Regions from separate parts of the Homo sapiens genome. Here region 2 is linked to region 1. The links are chromatin contacts, found by POLR2A ChIA-PET in ENCODE. All regions are on one chromosome and are shown on one strand. The core of a region is the stretch at or near the end of the contact, and the rest is flanking DNA. Distances in the headings are between cores, read along the strand shown. Region 1 has its middle 50 kb from the start of KDR. Region 2 holds the start of PAICS (phosphoribosylaminoimidazole carboxylase and phosphoribosylaminoimidazolesuccinocarboxamide synthase).

The links. ChIA-PET counts read pairs that join two places held with the same protein, here RNA polymerase II (POLR2A).
Region 2: POLR2A ChIA-PET joins it to region 1 with 15 read pairs in PC-3. The contact joins the promoter of PAICS here to the enhancer-like site in region 1. POLR2A ChIA-PET finds 5 or more read pairs at or near these places in 2 of 52 experiments (MCF 10A and PC-3).

Annotation. Positions count from the first base shown.
Region 1 is chr4:55,174,389-55,177,347 of GRCh38, forward strand. No RefSeq gene overlaps it. Among named protein-coding and RNA genes, the nearest start is that of KDR, 50 kb to the left of the region's middle. RefSeq lists an enhancer at 1,107-2,306. Within about 2 kb of position 1,488, at least 4 of the 41 ENCODE cell types and tissues checked have a DNase peak (open chromatin) inside an H3K27ac peak, as active enhancers do; they include PC-3, where a contact is called at or near this core.
Region 2 is chr4:56,434,769-56,437,727 of GRCh38, forward strand. PAICS (phosphoribosylaminoimidazole carboxylase and phosphoribosylaminoimidazolesuccinocarboxamide synthase) reads left to right here and starts at 1,492. Exons shown (of 9, transcript NM_001079524.2): 1 at 1,492-1,560. The coding sequence starts at 1,545. It overlaps PPAT (phosphoribosyl pyrophosphate amidotransferase), which reads right to left and starts at 847. Exons shown (of 11, transcript NM_002703.5): 1 at 582-847. The coding sequence starts at 709. RefSeq lists enhancers at 552-731, 1,579-2,462 and silencers at 822-1,021, 1,162-1,451.

The sequences.
Region 1 (2,959 bases), core at 238-2,737:
GTGCTGGAATTACAGGCGTGAGCCACCACACCCAGCCTCAGATATGTGTTAAACAAAGATATATGACCAGGTAGTCTAGATTAACTATATATCATAATTTACCAGTTGTCAGATGGGCAAAGATAAAAATGTTTGAGAATATACTGTGTTAGAAAATGGAAGGGAAATGAGAACACTCATACATTGCTTATGGGTGTGTAAATTGTCACATCCTCTAAGGAGAGAAACTGGATTACATTTCTCAAGGTTAACCATGTAAATAATTTTTTTTTTAAATGGAATCTCGCTCTGTGGCCAGGCTGGAGTGCAGTGGTGCAATATCGGCTCACTGCAACCTCCAATTCCCTGGTCCAAGCGATTCTCCTACCTCAGCCTCCTGAGTAGCTGGGATTACAGGCACGAGCCACCACGGCCAGCTGATTTTTGCATTTTTAGTAGAGCCGGGGTTTCACCATGTTGGCCAGGATGGTCTCCAGCTCCTGACCTCATGATCCACCCACCTTGGCCTCCCAAAGTGCTGGGATTATAGGCATAAGCCCCCACACCCAGCCATAAATATTCTTTGACCCAGTTTTTCCAACTCCTTAAGTGTGAAAAAGACAAGTTTATTTATTATAGTATCGTGTAAAAATTTGGACGGAAAAGTTGGAAACAATCTGAAGGTCCAGCAACAAGAGCTGCTTCTATAAATGAAGTTTTTTACAACAAAATACCATAAATCACTACTTTTAAAAATCTCTTTATGTAGTGATGTAACACAATTGCCAAGACACATTGCTAAGTGGAAAAAAGGGTGCAGAACAGCGTTTCTATTATGCTATGGCACATGCCTGCGTTGCTCACGCACACACACACTCCCCTGTGTATGTGTATTCTTATTTATGTATAGACCAGGACTGTGTGATAGAAATATAATGCAAGCAACAAATGTAAGCCACATGTGTAATTTTAAATGCCCTAGTAGCACAAAGAAATTAAACAGATAAAATGCATTTAATGATATCCAAACTATTATCAACATGTCAACATGCAATCAATATAAGAATTATTTATGAGATGTTTTACATTCTTTCTTTCATAAGACTTTAATACGGTATGCGTTTTACACTTGTAGCACATCTCAATTCAGATTAGCCACATTTCAAGTGTTGTATGGCTACACACAAGTCAGCACACATGGCCACAGCTACCTTATTGGACGTTAAAGGCATAGTCGTCTCCACAAGAAAATGGTAACAGCAGTCACCTCTGGAGAGAAGAACCTCTCTGGATACCTGGGTAAGAGGAAGAACTGCTCTTCATTCTATGCCTTTTTGAGCTTTTCAAATTTCATGCCTTGTGCATTGCCTTTTCTGAATAAAATGAGTAAAACAGTTTTACAGCAATTCTTTACAGTAACTTCTTATTCACTCTGCCATACAAATAGGGACGGATGATTCATACAATGTGAGGACAATTATCAGCAACCAATGACTCTTTCTTACTCCCTGGAGTCTTGTCATTGCTTAGTAATTTAAGGAATCCGTCTCAGGGACAAGCAACAGTTTGCCACTGAGAGAATGGAGTCAGGTTGGGGACACATTCCCAAACTGGAAATTCATCAAATTAGAAACAGGGTTTTGTAACTAATTTATAGCTGAGAAAATGAAATACGAAAGGATCCTAGCTGGTGGGGATCCTCTCACACATCCCTACCATGAGCTCAGAGAAGCCTCCATGTCAGGACACAGCCGGAAACTGCAGGGGGCACGTGAAGGCAAAGACAGGAAGAAGAGGACAGGAAGGAGAGGTGAGGAAAGAGGAGGTTTCCATAAACAGGAAACCACCAGGTGGCCTTTTCACCTCTTAAATCTTGAGGGAGACAAGCGGAGAACCCCACTCCCAACCAAGAGAGAGGACCTACCGTTTCCCAATCAGCGGAATGTGGAAATGCTCAACAGGACTGAAGTGAGGTTAAACTCTCTTCCTCTAATTCTTCCCCGAGTGGCAAGGTGGGTTATCAGGAGGGAGAAAGAGCAGGGTGGATGGGTGGGTTGATGGGAAGGGACATGGGATGCATCCGTGGGATTTCACAGATGCTGGCAGGACATAGGATGGAGTGGGGCAGTAGTCAAGGCAAGAGCTGTGGCTGTGTAGAAATATCAGCGATCAGGACACTCATCAAGGCATTGTTCATGACCTGATCACACTGAAGACTGCCTCGATGCTTTCATTTGGAGGGTATTTGTGATGTAATTCAGGGTTAAAAGCAAATTTTAAAACAATAGGACACTGTAATTTCACTCGTAGAAATAAACACACACACACATATAACACCTACAGTCACATGACTGGACAGATATTTATTAAAACAAAAAGGGAAGTGATGGGACTAGAGATGTTTGCTGATTTTCCTTTTAGCTTACCTGTATTTTCCAGAGTTTTCACCAGTGAGCTCATATTCATTAGCAATAATGTGGAGGGGGTCACAGATTTCTCTCACAACCGTTGGACATACAGAAAAGAGGGAGTTTCCTTATTTGAACTGTAACTAACCCATTCTTCTTTACAATCCCCAGTTGTCAGAGGAGAAACATTAAGTTTTCATCCTGTCTACTTTAAAATATAGCTCAATCCAGTACACAAAATAGTCCATCTAGAATATGCACTGTCTGGTTTCACAGCCGCTAATGCCTCTTTAATTTTAAATGTGAACACTTAAAATTTAATTCCCCACACACTTATCCTATTTGACTTCCCTTTTATTTCTTAAAATAATTATCAAAAAAATGAGGTTTATTTTCACTGCTCTTTACTCAGAAATAGTTTAGCTCTCTTCCTAGATGTCCTTAGAAGTCGAATAATTAGAAGTTGATTTTTAACTTATATGTGTTCTATGATTTTTAAAATGTAAAAATAGATATACAAGGGAATTGTGACTCAGAGAATATACAAATAACTGTGTTAGCATGTAAGGATT
Region 2 (2,959 bases), core at 242-2,741, 1.3 Mb after region 1:
ATTCTCAACATCAACTAGTCATCTTTCCCTGGGTCTGAAGTCTAGCATCCTCAAGTTCCCATAGCGATAACTACTTTCAAACCCATAATCTGCTCAATAGCTCTGCCCTTGCAAACAAAAGCTTGTGGTGGTTGGAGGCCCCGCGCGAAAACCTTTAGGTGTTGAAGGACCTGGACTGGCCGCCACGCCACACTAGCCTATTACAGGAGCAGCCACAGGCTCCGGGAGACTAGAACCCGCCTGCAGTCGGGGAGGAGCCCTGACCCAGCTAGACCAAGCAAACCGGCGGTTTACAAGCTGGCCAGCCTCTGGATGGGTGCACACACCGGGGGGCGGGGAGGGAGAGAGCCCCTAAAAGGCATAAGTGGCTGGGAGGGTGGGCAGGACAGGCTAAAGTTCATGGAAGCGAGGTGCCCCTCGTGCACGCCTAGGCAACCCGGTCGACGCCACAGGCAGGTACTGGCTTAGGTCGGAGAGGTCGGTCCTCCCGGGCCCTCGGGCGCTCATGAGAACGCCGACTGCGGGAAGCGGCTCCGAGAGATGGAGACGCACGCCCCCGCCACCCCCACCCTGTTGCTCACCGGTGCTGCAGCCCCACGAGTCCCAGAGTGATCACATGCGGTACATCCAGCTGCGTGGGCCACTCTCCTGAGGCGATGCACCCGAACACGCCACATTCCTCTCGGATCCCCAACTCCTCCAGCTCCATGTCGCCGCCGAAAGCACGTGGAAGGACCTGCCGCTGCGGCCAAGGTGTAAGCACCAACCAGCTGCCAGCTCGGCCCGTCGAGCTCAGAAGCTCGCGCTCGCGACAGGCTCTTCCTTCCCGAGGGTGGCCCCAGCTACTGCGGCGGCGCGCGCTGTCCCTAGGTGGCGTGGCCAGCTCAGCCCTGCTCCTCCCCCTCCGAGTCCACCAACGAGCGAGGGCGGAGGGGCGGTCCCGCGGCTGAGGGGCGGGGTCACGGATGCTGTAGGGTGGAGCTAGCCTTCCCCTAAGAGCTGCCTGGAAAGCTGTATTTGCTGCACGTGGAAATCTCCGTTATTTTCCAGCACCCAACAGTAGCGTAATGGGAGTAACGGACTTAACCTCATTTCTCTTTCAGAGCATTTAGCCTTCATATGCCCTTCCCTGCATGCTTCCCCCAGGCCGTCAAGACTTGGTACGCTCCAACTTCTGAGTCGCTCCCGCAGCCGAGAAGGGGCCGGGGTATGCGAGCTTCCGCAGAGTGGGGAGGGGCCGCCAGTGCGCGCCACTTTTCGCCTGTCCGGGCACTGCGCCAGCGCGGGGCGGCCCGGAGGCGGGGTCGCGTCTCTGCGCCTGCGCGGCGGGAAGCCAGTGGGGCGTTGTTTCGTCCGATATCCGCGTTTCAGTCTCCGCCCATACCCCTCCGGGTTAGGCGGCTGTAGCGGAGCTCGAAAAGAGTGGCGCAGGGTCGCGCGGCCCCGCCTCCTTCCCCGCCCAGCGAAGCTCTCTGACCACCCCTCTTTTCTAGAGTTCTGCCTCGCTTCCCGGCGCGGTCGCAGCCCTCAGCCCACTTAGGATAATGGCGACAGCTGAGGGTGAGTAACAGGGATCCGGGCCCTTCACGGTCTCCCTGACCCCCAGGCCGTGAGCTCGCGGCCACGTGCGAGCCGCGAAACTCTGTCCCGCCTCCCTGCAGCAGCGCCTCTAGGCAGCCGCGCGGGCGCACACGTGGCCCAGGCGCTCCCGGGCCTCCCCGAACTTTACTGCCTCGGGGATGGGGAGAAGGAGCAAAGTAGAGGAGAACGAGAAATGGCCAAGGGGTGGAAAGGTGCCTGGAAGTATTATTTATAATCAATAGCTATTGCAAAATACAAGCAAATCAGTCTTGATTCGTCAAAACCTGAGTCTTGCTTTGCCCGTTAGGTTAATGACCTTTCTAAGAAGGTTAATAATTGAAACTTTTGAAAGACCTGTCTAGAGGCCGGGCCTGGTGGCTCACGCCTGTAATCCCAGCACTTTGGGAGGCCAAGGCGGGCGGATCACCTGAGGTCAGTAGTACGAGACCAGCCTGGCCAACATGGCGAAACCCCGTCTCTTACTAAAAATACAAAAAATTAGCTGGACGTGGTGGCGCGCGCCTGTAATCCCCAGCTACTCAGGAGGCTGAGGTAGGAGAATCGCTTGAACCCGGAGGCGGAGGTTGCAGTGAGCCGAGATCGCGCCATTGCACTCCAGCCTGGGCGACAAAGCGAGACTCCGTCTCAAAAAAGAAAAAGAAAAACCTGTCTAGGGGGCGTGTGTGTAAGTAGTCTTTGATGCCATGGTGTGTGTGTGTGTGTGCACGCGCGCGTGAAGTAGTCTTTGATGCCACGATAGCTTGGGGTGTGTGTACGTGCGTGTGCGTGTTTAAGTAGTCTTTGATGTCATGGGTGTGTATGTGTGTGCGCGCGCGTGTTGAAGTAGTCTGATTCCATGATGGCTGGGGAGGGGGGCTGTTTTTAGGTAGTCTTTGATGCCATGATGGTGTGTGTGTGTGTGTGTGTGTGTGTGTGTGTGTGTGTGTGTTCGTTCCAGTAGTCTTTGATGCCACGATGGCTTTGAAGAACTCCAAAACCTTTAGGCAAAAAAGTTGCACTATCAGGAAAGATTGTTCTTGCTATTTATGCTGGAAAAAAACAAATGCTGGTTTTTTCCACACACCCAGTTGCTATATGTATAGTGAGGCAAATTGCTTTTGTGGCTGCTGGGTACATTCTTTTCCACATAGAAAGTAACTGAATTCAGATTTTAAAAAGCTGTAGACTCAGGCCGGGCGCTGTGGCTCACGCCTGTAATCCCCAGCACTTTGGGAGTCCCAGGCGGGCGGATCACGAGGTCAGGAGATCGAGATCATCCTGACCAACATGGTGAAACCCCGGCTCTACTAAAAATGCAAAAATTTGCTGGACGTGGTGGCGTATGCCTGTAATCCTAGCTACTCGGGAACCTGAGGCA